Linked DNA regions of Homo sapiens: all the other regions are linked to region 1. A link is an interaction called in ENCODE POLR2A ChIA-PET data of the cell type or tissue named here. Cell type or tissue: MCF 10A. All regions are shown on one strand. Links, peaks and the distances in the headings refer to the core of each region. The heading gives the core; the rest is flanking DNA. Region 1 has its middle 250 kb from the start of EPM2A-DT. Region 2 has its middle 170 kb from the start of EPM2A-DT. Region 3 has its middle 190 kb from the start of EPM2A-DT.

Region 1 (7,805 bases), core at 1,220-6,219:
AATGATGAGAACACATGGACACATAGAGGGGAACAACACACACTGGGGCTATTGGAGGGTGGAGGGTGAGAGGAGGGAGAGGATAAAAAGCAACTAATGGATACTAGGCTTAATAAGAGGGTGATGAAATAATCTGTAAAACAAATCCCATGACACATGTTTACCTATATAACAAACCTGCGCATCCTGTACACGTACCCCTGAATTTAAAATAAAAGTTAAAAAATAAACTCTTATACATATGTAATGTGTAATAGTATAATAGAATATTATTCAGCTTTAAAAAGGAGAGGATTCTTTCATTTGCCAGAACATGGATGAATCTAGAAGAATAAATCAGACACACAGAGAAAAATACTGCATGATTTTACTTATATGTACAATCTTAAAAAATAGGGTCAAATATATAAAGATAGCACACTGAACCACAATAAAACCGTGGTTAGCGGGTTTGGGGGAGAAAAAAGGGAGAAGTAGGTCAAAGGATACAAAGTAGAAACTATGTAGGATGAACAAGTCCCGAGATTAATGTAAAATATGATGACTCTAGTTAAAAACAGTGTATTGTATTAGGGATATTTGCCAAATGAGTAGATTATAGCTGCTCTTGTCATAGCAGAGGAAAAATAGCTAACTATATGAAAAGAAGAACATGTTAATGTGATCTACTCTAGTAATGATTTTACTATATAAATGTATGTTATAACATCATGTTGTAGCCCTTAAATATGCATAATAACATTGACTTAAAAATAAAAAGATAATGTTTAGAGGTGAGTATCCTTAGCACCTCCCACCTCAAGTACCTGAGAAGAGTCCTTCTGGGGTGACCTTCATCTGCAGCCTGCTACAGCTGGCAGCTTTAGCTTTACCTTTTGGGGCAACCCCTCTGGAAGGTTCTATTTGGAACTCTTAAGTATTGGCAGCAGTTGCTGCCCTGGTCTACATACTAGTAGATGCCTAGAAACTCTCAGCCAACCCACAGCTCACAGCATGAAATTTCTTGGCTTTGGTTTGGCTGTATCCTCACCCAAATCTCATCTTGAATTGTAGCTTCCATAATTCCCACATGTGGTGGGAGGGACCTGGTGGGAGATAACCGAATCATGAGGGCAGTTTCCCCCATACTGTTCTCATGGTAATGAATAAGTCTCACAAGATCTGATGGTTTTATAAGGGGAATCCCCCTTTACTTGGTTCTCATTCTGTCTTGTCTGCCGCCACGTGAGACGTGCCTTTTGCCTTGCATCATGATTGCGAGGCTTCCCCAGCCACATGGAACTGTGAATCCATTAAACCTCTTTTTCTCTATAAATTACCCAGTCTTGGGTATGTCTTTATCAGCATCATGAAAACAGACTAATACATATTTTATTTCTCTCATTGCAAGGGCAGAACATCCCTTTTTTGCTTTAAGGTTAACCCAGGCTTCCATGCTCTGAATTTCATCACTTATCCTCTGTCCCAGGACCAACACCTCACTCCATGTGACATTTAATCTTCTGTAGGTATTTTCAACCCTGTTTGCTTCCTTCCCTGCGGTTTGTAGTTCATTCACTTCTCTCTCTGAAGTGCTGCCTGAATGCTATCCTCTCCCACCCCCTGCCAGTAAAGGCCAAGAGTTTCTGCTTTTTGTCTTCATGCTCTGGCTTCAAAACTCACTCCCACTCAATTACCCACCACTTCACTAGTGATCTCATGGAGCCCGAATCTGGTTTATAGTTATCAGAACATGTTGTAGAATAATATCTCAGTGGCATTTGATGTTACTATGTCCTCTTTTGAAACTTCTCCTTGATTTTCCATGACACTACTCTCACCTTGTTGCCCCTCTTCACTCTCACCATTCCTTCTCAGGCTTTATACATTTTTCTATTGCAATTTTATATACTGGCCCAAAATTGGATCTCAGGCAACTTTCCATTCTCAGGCTATAATGTGTGCTGGGGAACCCACTGTTTCATTGGTTTTGTGATAGTACCTTAGCATGTGGGAGAGAGCTGAAAGGGAATTTCTAGCCAATACCTCACTCCTCAATGTTAGTATATATATATAATATATATATATATATTTTAATGTCATTAATCAGACATCTATACCTGAATACCAAAATAAAACAAAAACAATAAAAATAAAAACCAGAAACTCTTATGCCATATATTTAAGTAATTAATTATATGAAGTGGACTGCCTTAGTCTTTATCACTGGATATAGCCAAGCAGAAGATAGGCAGCCATGACTTGGGGATATTATAGAGAGGGTCCAAATATTGAATGTTGAATAGATCTTCTTTAAAGTCTCATAAAACCTGAGATACGATGATTCAAATAACATTTATGTGGACATGGTAAATGCAAGACATTTTGTTTTCGCATATTTGTTTTTATTAATCCTCTGAACAATCCAGTGATTTATGTCTGTCTTTTGCATGATTTAAAGGGATCCAGCAGTTAATATATTTGTCCTATAATTACATACAGAATGTAGATGGCAGAGCTGGGATTTGGAGATTATGTCTTTGACTCCAAACACTATACCTTTCACATACTAACAGATGATTCTTTGGTATGTATATATGTTATTTCTTCAACAGGATTGTTATCTTTTTGGGGGTGGTGAACATGGATCTTCAAAAAATTCTCCAGAATACCTAGTCCATCAAATAAGTGCACAGGCAGATCTAGGTTTCATGGGGACTAAAGCTCATAAAATATTTGGGGTGCTCTTTTAGAAAAAAAAACAGAAAATCATGAGTATACCTTCTAAGGCTTTGTTTGACAGGGGTCAGTATATTTAGGGGGCCTGAAACCAAAGCATAACTAAATGTATTACAGGACTGAAAACTTGCTACCTAAACACAGTTGTCTGCATCCTAAATCATTACAGAAGAACAGCAGAAAATCTACTTACTATTCAGAATTACTAAAATAGAATTTTCAGCTGTTTCTGATCAGGGACATGATACTCTGGTGGTTTCTGAAAGAACCAGCCTATTCATCTAAAAGCTGAATTCTGTCATGTAGCAAGATAGACATATCTTTTTAAATTTTTGCATGGTGTTGTAAGGTATAGCCTGCTCATTAGAAAGATATATTTGTTAGATGTATTAACTTCTTAATGCTTCTTCTCCATCTCAGACAGACTTTTAGAAACCCAAGTAGGGCTAGGGTTCGTGAGGCAAGCCTCCAGTGAGCAGAAGTCATTACTGAATGTGTGAGATACCTTGGCAACAAACTAGAGATGAAAGGCTTGATCATGGTGTTAGCTGAAACAGCATGACAGATAAATTGGGTACAAAACAAAGAAGTGATTGAGAAGCTAGTGTTTTCAAGACTGTTGTGTGGAATTATGTGCTTGGGCATCCTTGTTTAACACCACAGCTTGTTCTTGACTAATATGAAATTGCTTTCTCTTCTCTTGAGTTCTGATTCAAAGTCACCCTAAAGCATAGCAACACATTTTATCTCTGGATGATTCACTTCCTCAACAGTATGAGGTTGTTCTAGTCATTACATTTAGGTAAGAGAATAAATGAAATAATATCATCAGTTACATTTTAGTCTTCAGGGACATGGCAGATTGATGATTTACCTCCTTAAATTCTAACCTCAAATATAAGAGGCTAAAAAACTGAGTAAGTTTCCAGCTTTGTTTTAAGCAGGGAGAAAACCAAGCTAGCTGTCTTTGTTTCAGAGAGGTATAGAAACTCTTCCATTTATGATGACTAAACATTAAGTGAGCTACCTGTGTTTGTTGAAAGCTGAGTAATGCTGGAGGAATTCAAACATGGACTAGCTAGACACTTGGCTTATGTGCTACAGAAGATTTAATTGAATGCTTGTCAAAGCTACTTTTAACTTTAGGAGGTAGGTTTAAATAATAAGGGCTATTTCATGCTAAAAGACACTGTTTTGATTTTTAAAAAATAAAAAAAAAGAAAGAAACTTTGATGAGCTTACATTCGCCCATTTGCTTTTCTCATTAACATCGTGTCAATACTGTGCCAGTGTACAGAAAATAAATTGATGAGGCCTACGTTAACTGAGAGAATAATTGATCCTAAGGTGTGTGTCAAGACAACAAACAGTTTTATTTCTTTTGGAGCTGCATGCACAGCCAAGTACTCACTCAATTCAGGAATTTCCTTTCATGCTTGCCCTTGAAGCTGTTCTTTAAGCCACAGAAAAAAAAAAAAGAATAGCTATAATTTAAGACATAAATAATCAATGCAATGAAACAAAGAGTATGGCTGAGTGACAAATAGAGAGCCAAAAGTTGACTGTAGTTGTTAATGCTGATCTAAAACAGAGATTCGTAAAGCAAAATGGGTTCTCGTTGTATTTTCTATCATCTGGCTTCAGTAAATTTCTGCTTCAAGTAGCTGAATGTTGCCATTTTTTTCTGAACAAAGGCTTCTCTCCAAGCGCATGTGAGGTTTTCATGCATTATGCTTACTAATGGCCCAGTCCTCATTTTGTCCAAATAAAGATTACATAGAGTATCTTTTTCATTTTACACTAGCAGCAATTACTTTTATTTAAATAAATAGAGGCTCTTTATTGGTATCCATGGACTGTGATCAAACATACCACCTTTTAACAGCTTTTATTGTCACCTACATGCTGTAATAAAAAGTAGATCAAGCAAAAAGAGCTCCATTTAAAAAATCATCATATATTCCAGGCACTAACAATGACCATTATATTCACTATGTAGAAGACATTTTTTACTTCATTGCAAACTATTGCATTTTTCCAGCATAATTTCTTTTAAGCCTTAGTGTTAAAGCTGGAAAAAATTGCTGAGTGGCATTCTGTTAACTAACGATATAATTTATTATCATTGCCACAACTAATAGTGCTACTGAAATCACAGTGAATCTGAAATTATCATTTGCAAATTCTGCACTGCTTTTATTTTTCAGGAGAAAATGTAAATGTGCACACAAAACACAGAAGAACTCTGTTAGTTGGATGTTTGTAGTTCCCCTGAGAGAAAGAGAATAAGAAACATGTTTGTCAGTTTCTTATGATGCCTTTTTTTACAGGTAGTGTAGATTTTTCTGTTGAGTCAGGCATAAGATTTGCTTCTAAGCATTTGTATGATTGACTTAGTGAATGACCATGGTTTGGTCCTTATTTATGTATTCATCCAAATATGTTGTTTATGGTTTCACTAAATTATCCTTAAAGAAACTACAGCATCAGACTGATTTCAACCTAGAGACTATATGTACACATTTTCTGTTAGAAAAATAATGGATCTTAATATTTTAATAATGACAGTATGTATTAGTTATCATTTCTATATAATAAATTATCACAAAACTTAGTGGCTTAAAATAACAACAAGTACTTATATCCTACAGTTTCAGCATGTCATGAATTTGAGAGCGGCTTGGCTGAGTGGTTCTGGGTCAGGGTCTCTCCTGAGATTGTAGTCAGGTCTTGGCCTGGGCTGCAGTTATCTGAAGACCTGACTGGGGCCAGATGATCCATTATCAAGGTGGCCCCTTATAGTTAACTATAACAATTAGGCTACTAAATTAGCATCCCTGATGAGCAAAACCTAGCATTTAATAAGCTCATCAAGGGCAGCTACCGGTAATGCTTTCCCTGAAGCAACAATCTATTTTATCCTTGAAATAGTGTGATATTTAGAAACCGATCATTTTGGACCTTCCCTTCTGGCAGTATGGCAGAATAAATTTTCTGAAAATTCTCCAGTTTAAAAAACAAACAAATGAAAAATAAACTTTTATTTTGGAACAAATATGCCTTTTAATTTATTTTTGGTTTAAAAGTAAAAAATAAAGGAAATCTTTGAGGGCATCCTTCTCCACTATCCAAAGGATATAAAAGATTAGTGAACAAAAAGCAATCACAGAAAGCCCCAAGGTTGCCCTGAGGGCAGTTGTTTTTTTTCTGGTGCTACCATCCATTGGGAGATTAAATCCTGTGACAGTTGAAGGTGGAAATGCTGATAGTGGAAATTCTTCATTAGTCCACACAACTTTAAGGGGCTAGATTGTTCCCAGCTCACAAATGCTCTTAACTTTCAAAAGATGCAAATGCAAATTTTCTTTGGCCCATGCAACTCCAGTTTAGACTCATAGGTTTTCCACATAAAAATATCCAATTATGAGCTCATTATTAAAGATCACCAAATAAACAAGGAAATAAGCTGCCATGAAGAAGAGTTACCAGAAATAATTGCTAATACATTTAAACCCCAAAAGACTTAAGATTAGAATTACCCATAGTTGTAAAAGAGATATTTAAAGAAATAGGAGGAAATCATAAAAATAAGCAAATGACAATAAGCTATCAAATATTGTCAGATACAATTGAAAAGATTCATTTAATTAAAAGGTCTATCATTTTGATATGTGTATGTCTCTAAGTAGCCTCAAGATATAGTAAGGAAAAAGGTAAATTGGACTTGATTGTACAAGTCAAACACTTTTGTACATCACAGGACATTGTGAAGAAATCGAAAAGATAACCTACAGAATGGGAGAAAATATTTGCAAATCATATTTCTAATAGGGAATTAATATTCAAGATATAAAAAGATCTCTTACAGCTTGTTAAGATTTGGGTTTGTGTTCCTACCCAAATCTCATGTCTAATTGTAATCCTCAATGTTGGAAGGGGGCCCTGGTGGGAGATGATTGGATCGTTCTTGTGATAGTTAATTCTCACAAGATCTGCTTGTTTAAAAGTGTGTAGCACTTCCCCCTTCCCTCTCTTCCTCCTGCTCTGGCCATGTAAGATGTGCCTGCTTCCTCTTCCACCATGACTGAAAGTTTTCTAAGGCCTCCTCAGCCATGTTTCCTGTACAGCTTGTAGAACTGTGAGTCAAACCTCTTTTTTTTTTAAATAAATTACCCAGTCTTAGGTAGTTATTTATAGCAGTGTGAACAAATACACTACTGAAAAACAAAGAGACAGACAACCCAATTAAAAACTGGCAAACAATTTAATGGTATATTTCTTGAAAGAAGATATATGAATGGCTTATAGTCACATGAAAAGATGCTGAGCAATACTAATCATTACGAAATTGAAAATCAAAACTACAATGAGATACCACTTTGCAACTACTGGCATGGCTATAATTTTCTTTAAAAAAGAAAATAAAAAGTGTTGGCAAGGATGTGGAGGAATTGAAATCCTTGTATGTTGCTGGTGAGAATGTAAAATGGTGCTGCCTCCATGGAAAATAGTTGGTGGTCCTTCAAAACGCTAAACATGGGATTGTCATATGACTCATCAACTCAACTGCTAGGTAGGTACCCAGAAGAATTGAAAACAGGGACTCAAACAGATATTTGTATGCCAATATTCATTGCAACATTATTTACAATAGCCAAAAGATGAAAACAAACCAGGTGTATATCAACTTATGAAAAGGTAAACAAAATGTGGCATATAGAGCCATAAAAAGTAATAAAGTTCTGAAACATGCTACAACATGGATGAAACTTGAAAACATTGTACTAAGTGAAATAAGTCTATCACAAAAGGACCTATGTTGTATGATTCCACTTGTATGAAATACTAGAATAGGCAAATTTGTACAGACATAAAGTAGATAAGAGGTTATGGGAATACATAGTTGTTGCTAATGGTCATAGAGTTTCTGTTTGGGGTGATAAAAAAGTTTTGTAAAAAGATAGTGGTGATAGTTGCACAACATTGTGAATGCAATTAATACCCTTGAATCATATATATATATATACACATATATATGTATATATATATAGTTAAATCATATATATATATATAGTTAAAATGGCTAA
Region 2 (7,805 bases), core at 1,147-6,146, 77 kb before region 1:
TGTAGATATACACAGGCATATAGATGCATGTGTATATATATGAACACATGTATGTATTTATATATGATATTTGAATATATACAGTTAGCTTTCTGTATTTGTGGGTTACACATTCATGGATTCAATCAACTGCAGATTAAAAATATTTTTTTTTAAATTGCGTCTGCACTAAACAGGTACAGACATTTTTCTTGTCATTCTTTTCTTGACAATGGAGCATAACAACTATTTACCTAGCATTTACATTGTATTAGGTATTATAAGTAATCTAGAGATGATTTACAGTAGATGATAGGATATGCATAGATTATATGCAAATACTACACCATTGTGTATCAGAGACTTGAGAATCCACAGATCTTGGTATCCTTGGGCATCCTGGAACCGATTCCTCAGGGATACCAAGGGAGAACTGCATATATAAAGTGTACTTAGTTTACTACTCAAATGTATATATGTTTTCCCTATATTTATGTTTAATTATTTATTCAGTAGCCATAGAGTGTTGTGGTCACTATGGTGAGGGTGGGGGTGAGGTGGGAAAAGTTTTGCAGAATTCCAAAACCTGTCCTAAACTTTAGGCTAAACTCTTTGGTGCAAGAGAGTTAGGTTTATCTGGGTACACAATCTCAAAATAAATAAAATAATGTTAGAGACATTCATTCCATTGATTTGTCTCTTCTTCCTATTTGACTGTATGTAGATATCAGGTTTTATCAAGCTTGCAATAAAATCCTGATTTCATGTCAAGCTACCAGATTTTAATGGCTTTCTATTGCACTTACCATGAAATCCAAACTCACAGCCATGACTCAGTGAGCCCTGCATGCTCTGGCCTCTCTAACCGCATCTTCCTCTGCTTGCCAGATTCCCACCACTCTGGCCTCTTTCTGTTCCTCAAACATTCAAGGACTTTCACCACCGTGGGCTTTTGCGTGCATTCCTTTTGTCTGGGATGCTCTTCCTCTAGTTCTTTCATCCTTCGGTCTCAACTAACATGCCTCATTGGAACAAGGAGTCGAACTGCATTTTTTTTTATGTTTAACCAAGGACAGCTTCAAGTCCCACTCCTCTGGGCAAGCCAATAAGAAAACCGGCACATTCACTCCACACAGGTACAGGGGAAATGTCGAACCATACAGCCCCAACCACACCTGGGGACCCTTGCCTGGGCCCCACCCTCTAACTGCAACACAAAATCAAGCCACATCCTTCTTCCTTTTCTCAAGCCGTTTCAGATCAGCTCGAGTGTCTGCCTTGCTCTCCACTGAAAGCCTCTTTATGTGAGTAAATAAACCTTTTCAACCCTCTCAATGCCTGTGTGGCTTCATCCACATTGAAACCAGTTTTGAGTAGGACGTTTGATCTCACCTTCTATGGTGCAAGCAGAAGACACACCCCCTCAGACAGGCCTTCTCTACCAATCAGCCTAGAACTTTGCTCACATTTTCCTGTCTCATCACCATTTTCCAGTCTCATCACCATTTTCCACATCATAGTCTTCAAAAAAGTCTTTTAACACTTCAATGTGCCAGCACTCAGCCTTTCCATGGAGTGTAAAACTCTAAGAAAGACTTCGAAGCAGCAGAGTCCTTGGGTCTAAAGAGATCATGCAGACAGGAAAATGGTGTCACAGAATAACTAATGTGGGCAGGGGACTGGTGGCCTCCCCAGACCTGAATTCTACATCAACTCAGGCCCTCTTCATGACTCAAGTTGAATTTCCTTTCAGTCTGGTCCAGAATTAACTTGCTCTAGAAAAGAAATATATGTGCTATTTCTTGCAGACTTGAGTTTGTGGACTATTATTTAATACCTGCTACTCTAGTGATTTATTTAATTTATTAAATTGGCATGATACTCAATGCTGTTATTCATCCTTTGGTATTTGTTTTGTCTCACCCCAGCTATACCAAAGGCTCCTGAAGAACTGTAATCTTTTTTTTTCTTTTTTGGTGTAACATGTCTGCATCTTTTATAGGTAAATAAAATGTTTCCAGAAGGACATTTTAAAACAAAAAAAGGAAACAACAATGCATTGCATACTTCAAAATTGTTAAAAAGTAGATTTTAAGTGTTCTCATTACAAAAAACTGAAATGGCTATGAGGTAATGCATATGTTAATTACTTGAACTGAGCCATTCAACAATGTATACATATTTTGTCTTTTTTTTTTTTTTTCCTTTTTGTAATCAAAAGAAAGCTAGTTTTTTTTGCATTTTTTTCTTCAAAAATGTATATTTTTTGGAAAAATTTAAGTTCTGGGATATATGTGCAGAATGTGCAGGTTTGTTACATAGGTATACATGTGTTGTGGTGGTTTGCACCTATCAACCCGTCATCTAGGTTTTAAGCCCCACATGCATTAGGTATTTGTCCTAATGCTCTCCCTCCTCTTGCCCTCCACCCACCGACTGGCCCTGGTGTGTTTGTTGCCCTTCCTGTGTCCATGTGTTCTCATTAGAACTGTGTAATTTCAGATCTTAGAATTTGCAACATGTAAACAACAACCAGGTTTCTGCATGCAGAAAAACGAGAAACGCTGTCTGATATAAAGACTTTAATTCATCTCATGATTATCACTGCCCTCACAATTGATTTATTTACTGGGAAGTAGTTCATGCATTCAATCATGCAACAGTTACACAGACAAGAGAAGATACGTGTCACAGAATGGGAGAAAAACAGTGGGCCTATTGTTAGGGGTTGCCTGACTCATGGCTATCATTTATAAGAATAGTTACCATTTGTGTGTCCTTAATAGGGTAGGGCTCTGCTGCAGTCTTCCCTTGTTTTGTTCCAGTGCTGTATGTTGGCAAAATGAGAAATGCCATTTCAAATTCAAATATACAAAAGTCTTCATTAATAAGGCAGGAGACAAAACTGAATATAGAATATTATTGTACAGTCCCGAGCTACCTAGAAATGGGGATGCCTTCTGAGAATGTGTTGTTAGGCTATTTTGTCATTGTGTAAACATCATAGAGTATACTTACACAATAGCAGATGGTATAGCCCACTACATACCTAGGCTCTATGGTGTAGTGTATTGCTCCTCGGTTACAAACCTGTGCAACATGTAACCACAGGCAATTTAAACACAATTGGTATTTGTGCATCTAAACATAGAGAAGTTACAGTAAAAAAAAAAAAAAAGGTATAAAAGATAAAAAATGGTTATAGCTGTATAGGACACTTACCATAAATGGAGCTTGCAGGACTGCCCCACACAATTTAGGGTGTGGAAACATATACTACAGTATATGTACTATATAAATTTTGTAAAATGTAAAAAATTCCAAATTACAGAATAAATCTGTCCTTAAGATTGATGCACCCTGTACATTTTCTTAAATGAACTAGTTTTATGGTAACAATAGAAACATTTTTAAAATCAACACACAATGATAAAAATAATAATAATTGGTTATTAAAATAATTAAATAATAAAGTGTCAGCAGAATACAGTGGCAGATGTGCTTCACAGAGTTTACAAACTTTACAGGATAGGGAGCTATATGGCATGTTTGAAGCATTGCTTTTTGATACCTGACATCCCTTTATTCATTAAGCAGATAAGCACCTCATATACTCATAGTACTCAAATTACTAAATTACTAAAGTTACTTGGAGATGGTGAAAAATCACACAATTGTTTCATAAAGTTTCCAACCAGATATTAATTAACTGGAAATTAATTTGTATAGCATGATTTAGATGTCGATATGGATTTTGCCAGGGTTAGCAAACTCTGGCTTGTGGTCCAAATCCTGCCCTTCACCTATTTTGGTAAATAAGTAGCCATGCCTATTTATTTACATACTGCTTTTGTGCTGTGAAAACAGAATTGAGTTTACCTCGCTTGCAGAGCCTAAAATATTTTCTATCTGGCCCTTTACAGAAGAAATTTGTTCACCCCTGATTTACAAATTTATTTGAATATTCCCTAATTAACTGGAAAAATAAGTTCCAGTTTATTATATGATAAATGCTCTATGACTCATATGCTATGAGACATTTCTGATGATTGGATTTCCTAGAAAAGTGTGGATTGCATCGAAAAGATTCAAAATTGGTGGAATATAGCCTAAGCAGAAATGATTTACTGAGAGGAGAATTATCATTGAGGCAAATTGTTCATTCTATGTGGATTTTGCTGCTGACCTCACTATTGCCCTTCTTGGTGATTTCTGAGGCCCAGGTCTACCCACAGCACCTTGCCACTGCTTGTCCAAGTACTTGATGTGAAGAAGAACCTGGCTGAATGTACTTTAACATTTGAGAACTTGCCTTCCTGTTATTATTGCATGTTCAACTTCAACGGCTTATGGTACCTGTGAACCTCTCACTGAAACAATTGAACCAAGCCAAACTTTTTTTGTTTAATCATTTCATAACTACTTAGATTACAAAACAAATCCTGGCTTTATGAATTGTGCATCTGAAGAGTTTGGGTTATGTGACCACAGAAAGCAGAGTGTGCTTACTATAATTGTTGGGGAAATCAGTCTTAGATAATTTAGGAGGGTGGGGAGGGTAGGAATTAGCATCTTACAAAGTTGGTATCAATTAGTTTACCGTAGTGATTTGGTGTTTACGTGTTAATAGCACCATTTTAAAAAAAAAAAAAAAAAAAAGGAGAAAGTATTATTGGAAAGGAGCCATCCATAGGCAAAATTGTGAAGAAGAAATTTTCTCTTTGTCTCCACTTTACTGTCATTTAAAAAAAATTTATCTTTTCTGGGGGTAATTGTTTACTGACATTAATGATATTAAAGATAACTGTAATAATTATAAATAATTTAGTCTCTATCCTTTATTTGTTAGCTTCATACAGGCTTATGCTATCTTTAATTTTCACACAGTCTGCTATTTTGATAATAGAAACCAAGTCTAAGAAAGGAAATTGGCCAAAATCACATAGTCAAGAAGTGAAAACTAGGATGAACCAGGATTTGTTTATTTTTGCAAATCCTCTGCTCTATTGATTATTGGCTTTCCAGGACCTATAGTCCACTCAGTTCTGGTCTGTTTGGATAATGCCCTAGGCTCTAGGCATTGCCTGTTCACCTTCTCTCTATTTCCCATCATAACCACCCTCCAGATAGATTCCTGATTGTCAAGGATGAGATAAACTAAATCACCCTAGGAATGACTGGGATTGATTCACTTCTATATTTTATACAAAGTTACTGATGATCTCTTTTTACTAAACTATTTTGCCTACCTCTGGAATTGTGAAAATGAAGACAACATCTCTGCCTTCAGACAGCTCCTGGCTCACAGACATATAAACTGGAGAAATAATGACCATCTCTCCTCTCTGGTAAATCCATTTTACCAGTCACAGAGTTGTAATGATGGAACTTGATGCACCAGCCCACCAGCCTTATAAAAGCATAATAGAGGGGTGGAGGTGGGGAAAAGGGATGGTCCAGGGAGGGCTAGGAACTGTAGCAACAGGCTTTGCTTCTGCATAAGGCTGATTATATTAGAAAATGATCCATTTTAAGCAGTTACCGTATCTACAACATTAGTAACTTGGGCTTTAGTCATCTTATCTCTTATTAAAGTCTAAATTCTGATCAAAAATTGGCAAAGGATCTGAATAAACATTTCTCGAAAAGCACGTACAAATGGCCAACATATACATGAAAATATGCTCAAAATCACTAATCATCAGAGAAATGCAAATCAAAACCACAATAAGATATTACTATATACCTCATGAGGGTGCAGGGAAAAGAAAACCCTTGTACACTGTTGGTTGGAGTGTAAATTAGTACAGACATTATGTAAAACAGTATGGAGCTTCCTCAAAAAATTAAAAATAGAACTACCATATAATCTAACAATTTCACTTCTGGGTATATATCCAAAAGAAATCAGTATGTCAAACAGATATCTGCATTCCCATGTTCATTGCAGCATTATTCTCAATACCTGTATTAGTCAGTTTTCACACTGCTGATAAACACATACCCGAGATTGGGTAATTTATAATGAAAAAGAAGTTTAATGGACTCACAGTTCCATGAAGCTAGAGAGGCCTCACGATCATGCCCCCAAACTGTTCTCATGGTACTGAATAAGTCTCACGAGATCTATACCCAACATATGAACTCAATCTAAGCTTCTATCCATAAATGAATAAAGAAAATGTAGTATATATAAATAATAGAATACTATTCAGCCTTAATAAAGAAGGAAATCCTGTCATTTGTGACAACACGGATGAACCTGGAGGACATTATGTTAATTGAAATAAGCCAGGCACAGAAAACAAATACTGCATGATCTCACTTATATGTGGAATCTGAAAACATTGAACTCATAAAAATAGAGAGCAGGTCAGGGAACCACTTATGGAAAAACAAAGGAATAAAACCTCTGCTGGTTACCGGGGGCTGGAGAGGCAAGGACGGTTTGGGGAGATGTTGGTCAAAGGATACAAAATTTTAGTTAGGAGGAACAAGTTCAAGAGATCTATTGTACAACATGATGATTATAGTTAATAACAAAATATTGTGTTCTTGAAAACTGTTGAGACAGTAGAGTAGTTTTAAGTGTTCTCACAATAAAATAAGTATATGAGGTTATACATATGCTAATTTTCTTGAATTAGCTATGATGCAATGTATACATATTTCAAAACAACATGTGGGCACACAGTAAATATACACAATTTCTATGTGTCAATTTAAAAATAAAATGATAAATAAAAATTCACATTTGTTAATTTTGTAGGCTAGTAAGTTATTTCTCTTCAACAACATGTAGAATCACAATTTTGGTAAAACAGAAGGTAACATGACCCTTTAGTCTTGAGATTTTATCTGTTTCCTATTATCTTTTCTTTATTCCTTCCTCTTAAAAAATTTTCCATTTTTTATTTTTCTCCATTTTTATTTTTATGGATTTAGGGGGTACAAGAAGAGTTTTATTACATGGATATATTGCATAGTGGTGGTCTGGTCTTTTAGTGTAACTATCATGCAAATAGTGTACATCGTACCCAATGGGTAATTTCTCATCCCTCACTCTCTGCTTCTTGCTATTTCCTTGCAGTTGAGCTTATATTTCAGCCAATGGTTCTGTGGAACTTCTGTCAGAAAGTGAATTGAGAAGTTACTCTCAAAATATATAATTTATGAATTGAAATACTGAATAAAACACTCTTGCGAAGATATGATGCTTGAATATTTAGAGATCTTTTGTGTGTATATAGTGAAATATGCACAGATAATCTGCTAAAATTGCTCTACTTTTATTTTCTGTTTTGCCATGAATGCATCATTTCACTGCAGATAGAATGGAACCCATGTCTAACATGAATTGTTATGAGCTGAAAGTCTTCTGACTTGCTTTTTTTACATGATCGTGTATGATATTTCCATATATACACCACCAAATTTTCTTAAATAATTGCTACAAATAAATAAAACTACAAACACACTATTATTGTAAATACTTAAAATATGTTCAAAGACAGAATGGAAATCAGAGACATAAGCTGTTATGTGATATGGTTGCATATATTTTTAATGAGAGGAAGGTCAGCTTTTCTCAGCAAACAGGTGATGGTCACTCCAAAGAGAATACTACCTTGGGAATAGAAAAAGATGAGCTGAGCACTTTAAGGTGGTCTGCTTCTCAAAGTTTTCCAGGAATCCTTCATAGAGCTTAATGCCAAAGGCTGCTCTCAAGTCATTAATGAAATTGCTCTCTTTCCCTGTACAGTATTACTTTATGTTTATAAGTGTTTCTCTCCCTTCTCTTGTTACTTCACTTCCCAGAGCTCTAA
Region 3 (7,805 bases), core at 1,469-6,468, 61 kb before region 1:
CATGATTTCACTGCAGCATGCGGGAGTGCCAAGGAACATGGTAAGAGCAAAGGCTGGAAAAATCATCTGGAGCCGAAGCAGGAAAGGCCTGAGGGGACACAATTGAGTATTTGGGTCTCATTTATTAGAAAAAGGAAAGTCATAGAATATTAGTTTTGGGGTCGTTACTAGGATTTATAAAATAAGTGTTTTCATTACTTCTAAAAATCATGCATTATTATCATATACAATCAAATAATGTAGGAAAAATATTTAAAAGGAAAGTAAATATCTTGATGACCCAAGGTAGTGTCTGTGGATCACCACACACACATTTTCATCATTCCTTGGGTCTGAGTCCTCTTGTTGTGTAATTTGCCCTGAAGATTCTTATGTTATCTTTCAAGGTTATTTTCTGTTCAATAGCAAGAGAGAACTAAAAGTAACAGTTAGGCAGATGTCAAACAGATATAGTTGTCTCTATTCATCAAGGTAGCCTATACAGTAAAAATGTGTAACATAATTTTACAAGGTATATATTATTCAATCCAGTACACAGAGCTTCAGATCCTGTTCATTTAGATAGAATCTATATTTTGTTGTTTTTCTTGTAGAATGTGCTTCCATGTACACCCAAAGGCTTAAACCCATAAAAGTTTCATTATGATGCACATATTGTGTGGTCAGCTGATGCACTTTGCTTATCATTGGGGATTTTTGATTGAATATCTGCTCAACATAAATGTGGCCACTGAACTGTAGTGACCAGAGCCTGGAGTTACTGGAAAACCCAGGAGAAGTCTCAGAAGAAGGAGAGCCAGAGTTAGTTTAGTGTAGAGGGACTAGAAAAGACCAAGGAGATGGAGTGGGTACAGTACATCTGAGGGGAGAGGGCAGAGGAAGGCTTAGTGGACAATGCTTTCCAGATTTTGAATTTGAAACTGTTGAAAAGTTAACCAGAATAGAGGTTAGGATGGGTTGTGAATTTTGATAGAAAGTTGATAGGTTTGGTTTATTTATAGCTGTCAGCAAGTCCAGGTGAAAATGTCAGCAGAAACTGCAGTATTCCAGCATGGTAACCAGGCTACAGGGCAAGAATGGAGAAGGGAACAACTGGTTGAGTATTTGTTTATGCATACCTGATTTAGCCTTGCAAAGTAGAAATTATTATTTTATAGAGTAAGAAAGGCTCAACAAGATTAAACTATTGACCTACACAGCTACTAAATGGCAGAGCTAAGATGTAAACACAGGGCTCCAAATTCTAAACTCTTCTGTTTTAGTATACAAAGAAGTATTGAAGGGGTAAAATGAGGAGGGAAGATCATTGAAGGAAAAATGTATACAATCTTATATATGGGAATATAGGAATCTGTGTCTATATGTCTATATCTATATTATTTTACTGCCTTAATTCATTCCATAAATATATGTTTCAGTGTTTATTATGACAAAACACTGGAGATAAGAAAATAACACACTCCCTCAACTAAACACTGTTTCTACAATCATGGAGCTTACATTTTAGCAATCATGACAATGATTAGACTACTAAATATAAATTAATTACAATTGTGATGTGATGGTTAATTTTAGGTGTCAACTTGACTGGTGAAGGGATACCCAGAGAGCTGGTAAAGGATTATTTCTGGGTATGTCTGTGAGGCTATTTCTGGAAGAGATTGAACTTTGAATCAGTGGATTGAGTAAGGAAGATCTGCCCTCACTGATGTGAGCAGGCACCATCCAATAAACTGAGCACCCAGATAGAACACAAAGGCAGAGAAAAGGAAGAACTTTTTTTTCTTTCTCTCTCTCTCCCCCAAAGCTGGGTTACCTATCTTCTTCCACCTTCAAATATCAGAGATCCAGATTCTCCAGACTTTGTACTCTGGAACTTGCACCAGCAGCTTCCCAGGTGCTTAGGCCTCAGTCTCAGATTGAGTTACAGTGTAGGCATCCCTGTTTCTCAGGCCTTCAGACTTGAACTGGGCTATGCCACTGGCATCCCTAGTTCTGCAGCTTGCAGATGACAGATAGTGAGACTTCCAGCCTCCATATTGCATGAGCCAATTCCCCTAATAAATATCCTCTCATATACATCTACATATCCTATTGATTCTGTTGCTCTAAAGAACCCTGACTAGCACATGTGATAAGAGCAATAAGGGAGAATTAGAAGGCATTCAGAGAGTATTTAGCAAGCAGACTCAACATCCTTGGTCAAGGAAAATTGAGAAAGTGACACCCTTCAGATCTAAGTGTACGCGAAGAAAAAGGGAAGGAAAGTTGTTACAGACAGAATGAATGTCATAAGCAAATAGCTTAGTTGGGAAAGAGTTTGTTATAACTGAAGTTAGTATGGCTGGAGCTGGGAAGTAGAGGAGAAAGATCCTAAGAGGTGAGGTAGATGCAATGAGCAGCTCAGCTCGGGTCCTGCAGGGCTCTATAGGGCACATTTATTGTAATGGTAGTGAAGCCATTAAGGTGGATGGGGAGAGGAGTGACATGTTTATTTAGATTTATTTACTTAAAAGAACTCTCTGGTATGACTTGGGGAAGAAAGAATAAGTAGTGTGGTGAACTGTATTATCACTTCTAATTCTGAACTTCTTTCACAGTTATAGAATGATAGATCCTTACTTTTGTGACTTTGCATCCTCTCCCACTATTTTACGAGGAATATGTTTCCTCATGTACTTGATGGTAGGTTTGGCCATGTGACTTGCTTGGCCAACGGAATGTTAGTGGATGTGACATGAGCGGAGGCTTTAGCTGTGCTTGTATGATTTGACTTGGCTTCTTGACTCTGCACAAGTCATTAGAAGAGTATGCCCACACAGCCACTGGTCTAAGGATGAAACATACAGCAGACCTGAACTAAGCCAGCCCACTGACCTCAAGTGACAAAAACAAATGGTGGTTGTTGTAAGCCACTGAGATTTCACTGCAGCTCTTTCTAAGTAATAAGAGTGAATGTAAGGAGGAAAATTAGTGGTCTAGGAAGAAGATAATGGTGGACTGGATTATGATAATGGTAGAGGTGATAGAAAGAACTGCATAGACTTCAGAGATACTTAGGCTTCACAAGTGATAATGTAGAAGATTTATTGAATGTGGAGGTAAGGGAAAAGGCAATGCCAAGATGGTATTTTAACCAAAGATCCTAGCAATGTTGTTCAACCTTATGATTCTAAACACAACTGAATATGCTTAAAGCTTTCAAGTGATACATGTCATTTTGTCTGTGATTATGAAGATTGTTATTTTGGTGAAAAAAGTTAGTCAGGGGTCCTACCCTGGGAACCCACACAGGAAAAGAGCCAAGCTGCTGAGCATCTACTATTTCTCTCCAAAAAAAGCAATACTAGTCCAGGCTTCAGAAGACCTGTTGCCGGTGGGCTGATCTGAGCAAAAGCCACTCCTTTTGAAGTGATTCATCATCCTACATCCTGCTATGGCTTCAAGGTTGCCACAGATATACCAGTTTCTGCTGTTAAAAAGCACTAAACCTATCACTTTTATTAGGAAGAAAAAAAAACCAATTTATAATATTTTAGTACAGGATGTTTGTCAGGCTTTCTGCCTAACGCACACTTTGTGACTGAACTTGGATCCTGAACTTGATAACCTGTACTCTCCCCACACAATTTACCAATTAGTTCTGGGTAATTCTGATTGCTGGCTATTTTGCTTTTTCCAAGGAAGCAGTGAACTATGTTCTGTCCAATGTTACTGAGCTGAGAGCAGCATGGTTTTTATTAATAGAGTGAACAAATAAATGTCAGCAGCCCAGTTATTGAGAAAATGGGGTTGCAAACTGCAAAAAATTCACAAACCCAGGTGGAGTCTGACTCACTCTTTCACTGACTTTGTCCTCTGCCAGCAGCCAATGCGGCTTAGCAATCTGTGAGCAGCAAGCTTGCTGTGGCCTTTCTGATGGAGGTTAGGGAATCAGACCCACTTCTGACTCATTCATCAGACAATTCAGCCTGTTCAGTTTGATTTTCTGGGTTCTGCCTGCTGAATTTTCCTCTGCCAGACTTAACTCTAGCTTAATAATTTGTCCATTTTCTTTCAGCAGAGCTCAGTCACCATGAGACTGACCAGAAGCTTTACTTTTTCTCATCAATTTTTGTCACCAAAATTAGGAAGATTAATTATAGCTAATTGTTAAATAAATGTCTTCAGAAGTTGGTAAAGTTGAGAAATACAACATCCCATTTTGGCTCCCCACGTTCAATGTTCCTTTAAGATTTCCAAGTGAGCCACTAACAAGTCCCAAACTGTACTGGAGTGTACATCCATCTTTTTCCTTTCACAGTTCTTGGAAATCTAGGGGGAAAATGGCCCAGTGGAGAGAAAGGACATGACAAAGACCAATGTAATGAGTGGTCTGGAAAATCTACAATCCATGTAATCAATACAGTCAATGTCTTAGTATTCAGGAGTTGCCTGGAATATATTCTTAATATCCACATTTCTCCCATATCCTGAAGAAACCCCTTCTTTGATGAAAAACTAAATATAAAACAAATACTTTTTTTTCTTTAAATTATTAAAGACCCTGTTTTGATAGAAAAAGCAGGTGATTTGGAACCAGTAAACTTTATTTTTTTTTCTAGTTCTACCAAAATTAATTGTATGGCCTTGGGCAAGTCGTTTAATGTTTCTGAGCTGCAGAATTCTCATCTGGAAAATGAGAAGGTTTTTTGGGTGACTTCCATCAAGACCTTTTTTGACAAGAGGCTATGTTCTCCATTCTATGGTTTGGCGTTGACACTGGCCTAGATTTATTATTTTTATAATGCTATTTTTGCTTGTGTAGACACCTTTCTGGATTCACTAATCATTCTTTGAACTGATGGTAATTTATTTTGACTGTATTGATTACTGTAAGTGCCATTCATTCTTCGTGATTAAGAAAAAAAAAGAGCATCCTTTGCTTCTATTCTGTTTATATCTTTTTTAAGGCCATATTGCTCATCTTTTTAATCTCATAAATCTAATATAGCAATGAGAATTGGTGAGAAATGCAAACATAATGAACAAAACAAAATACAAAAACGAAAGGAAGCTGGCTGTGTGCAGTGGCTCACACCTGTAATCTGTAATCCCAGCACTTTGGGAGGCTGAGGTTGGTGGATCACCTGAGGTCAAGATTTCGAGACCCACCTGACCAACATGGAGAAACCCCGTCTCTACTAAAAATACAACAATTAGCTGGGAGTAGTGGCAAGTGCCTGTAATCCCAGCTACGCGGGAGGCTGAGACAAGAGAATCACTTGAACCCAGGAGGCAGAGGTTGCGGTGAGCCGAGATTGCACCATTGTACTCCAGCCTGGGCAACAAGAGTGAGACTCCTTCTCAAAAACAAAACAAAACAAAACCAAAAACAGAAAAAAACAGAAGGAAGCAAACAAACTAACAAAAAATAAAGCCAAGTATCATAGACTAAAGAATCCAAAACAACATTTGACTGTCCAGAGGGGACTAACAAGGGTCCCTGGCTTCAATTACCTACCAAATGACATCAGGTGAATATGCTCTAATTGGCTTTATGAAAAGTATTTCATTCCCTGACTATTTTTGGCTTTCAGTAAAATGTCTTTGCCTCAGCAGTTGACTTTGTTATATTCCAACATCTTCTCATACTATTTTCACCTGCATATGTTTTTTAAGCTGCCCCTTTCCTGGACATCTTGAAGGACACTTCAGTCAGAATTGAAGATGACTTTGTATAGCCCCCAATCCAGGATGCATGACTGTTCACTCATCGCTGAAATCCACTTGTCCACCAGGAAAAGGCAAGCTGTGTCAGCATGCCATAACTTTCTTTTTGAAGAGGAAGAAGAGATGAATCTGTCCAGTTGTTATGGCAAAGGGAATTTAGAAAGGTGGATGCAAGCATCCCACATGAAATTTGGGAAGCAGAGAAAAAAGATGGCCTTCTGATCTTTAACAGTGCTTTTCATGGTGAAGAAATATTCAGAAGCTTTAGTGCCTATATGCTCGTGAAGACATAGACTTTTGACTTTCTAACTCAATGTTTTCCTTTCAGTTATGTTTTATATTGTAGTCTGATAATGTTTTCTACTAATTGCACATTGGTCTCCAATTCCTTTCAAACAATTCTATGCTTTATTTGAGAAGCCTTGCCTCTTTTTTTTTTAAGCATCATCTCCTCATATGTAAAAGTGAGGTTTTAAAAAAAAGGTAAGAAAAATTATCCAAAAATCGACATATTACTTGGAAATGTATAATGTTCTGCTATATAATTTTCTGTGCCTTTCAAGGTACAGAAATCAATCAGAGTTCTATGTCATTTGGGCGGATTCCTGTGCACAAGAATTTTTCATAATATATCAAAATTAAAGATACTCATGTTAATTTGTCTCATATCTGCCTCTGGAGGATCCTCATCATTTTATGGCCATCATTGCAAGTATATTCTTCATTCTGCTTCATTCAGTCATTAAAAACATCTCTTTAGTATCCACAATATGACAGATAACCGTGCCAATGCTGAGAATACAAAGATGAAAATTCAGGAATTCTTGACTCGTTTTGACACCTTCAATTGGCAACTTTGGAAGCATTTGTTGAAAATGAGGTAATGTACTTACAAAATCATTAATTTTTTTAAAGTTGAACAACATAGATTGTTTACATACAAATTTGCTTTGAGAAAATTTCAGCTTGCTGGGTAAAAATAACCCAAAGTATTTTCATTTATTTAAATGGCTTACCATTAATGATTTATTCCAATATAGAACACCGATCATATATATATATATACACACACACATATATATACACATATATATGTATATACACACACACACAAATTGGTGTTTTTTATATATATACACACACATATATAATTATATATGTATGTATGTTATATAATTATATATTTACACATATACTTGGTACACACACACACACACACACACACACACACACAGATATATATATTCCCAAATAGTTAAAAAGTTATTTTTAGTTCTTGATTAAACTGTTTTCATACATGCTTTTTTCTGGGTCACAAGACATCTGCTCACATCTTTAAAATTAGGGGGAAAATGGAATGCGTGCATGTATGTGTGTGCATGTGTGTATGTTAAAGAGTATTGCATCCTCACATACAATTGAAAAGGCTGCCAGTTCTGCCAGTTATAGGCCAAAATTTATATTTGGCTTTGAATTACTCATTCATTTTGTGATGAATCAGAGATGAGAACAGATTTAGCATAATTATAGTTACTCAATATTTTAATACATCCTTTTAAATGGAAATGGAAGGTAATTTCTATCATATACACCTGTCCTCTAAGTAATTTAAATTTTGAAGTGATTTTAGGACTCTGAATTTACCACGCCCCTAGTTTTTGATCTTTTTCATTTTTGTAAAATGTTTGAAATTTGTTTTCTGAAATGCGTCTTTACTAGTAAAAGACAAATTTCCCTAAAAAGCAAAGTATTTTATTCTTTACTTATCACTGAGTTCAGTTCAAACTTGACCAGAAGTCTAGGATTGGAGATTCATGCTTTGGTTCAGAGCTGAAAATGTGCAACGGTAAGATCCTTTCCTGCTCTAGGATTCTAACATACATATGAGAATCCCTGGTGTCATGAAAAAAATTTGTTGAGGTTGTTATTGGGTTAGCGATTCACACCAAGTAACAGGGGAAGGGAGGTGAGTAGTGCTGAGGGGAAGCAAAGATAACTTCTTCAGAACCAAGTATGGGGTCTTCTTCCCTCTCAGGGGTTAAAGTAATTTTGGCTCAACCCAAGCTGAGATCTGAGAATTCAGAACTCTTTCA

What was found. Peaks named below come from ENCODE experiments on the same cell type or tissue, not always from the same donor. Only the 100,000 strongest peaks of a DNase experiment are listed, where the experiment ranks them.
Region 2: POLR2A ChIA-PET joins it to region 1 with 5 read pairs; 2 of 35 experiments call an interaction of 5 or more read pairs at or near these places.
Region 3: POLR2A ChIA-PET joins it to region 1 with 6 read pairs; 2 of 35 experiments call an interaction of 5 or more read pairs at or near these places.

What each region holds. Positions count from the first base shown.
Region 1 is chr6:145,479,257-145,487,061 of GRCh38, reverse strand. It overlaps a transcript of EPM2A not described here. Among named protein-coding and RNA genes, the nearest start is that of EPM2A-DT, 250 kb to the left of the region's middle. In MCF 10A, for the core only: no CTCF peak of the experiment used is centred there; a DNase peak (open chromatin) is centred at 3,751.
Region 2 is chr6:145,556,506-145,564,310 of GRCh38, reverse strand. It overlaps a transcript of EPM2A not described here. Among named protein-coding and RNA genes, the nearest start is that of EPM2A-DT, 170 kb to the left of the region's middle. In MCF 10A, for the core only: no CTCF peak of the experiment used is centred there; no DNase peak of the experiment used is centred there.
Region 3 is chr6:145,540,319-145,548,123 of GRCh38, reverse strand. It overlaps a transcript of EPM2A not described here. Among named protein-coding and RNA genes, the nearest start is that of EPM2A-DT, 190 kb to the left of the region's middle. In MCF 10A, for the core only: no CTCF peak of the experiment used is centred there; a DNase peak (open chromatin) is centred at 3,883.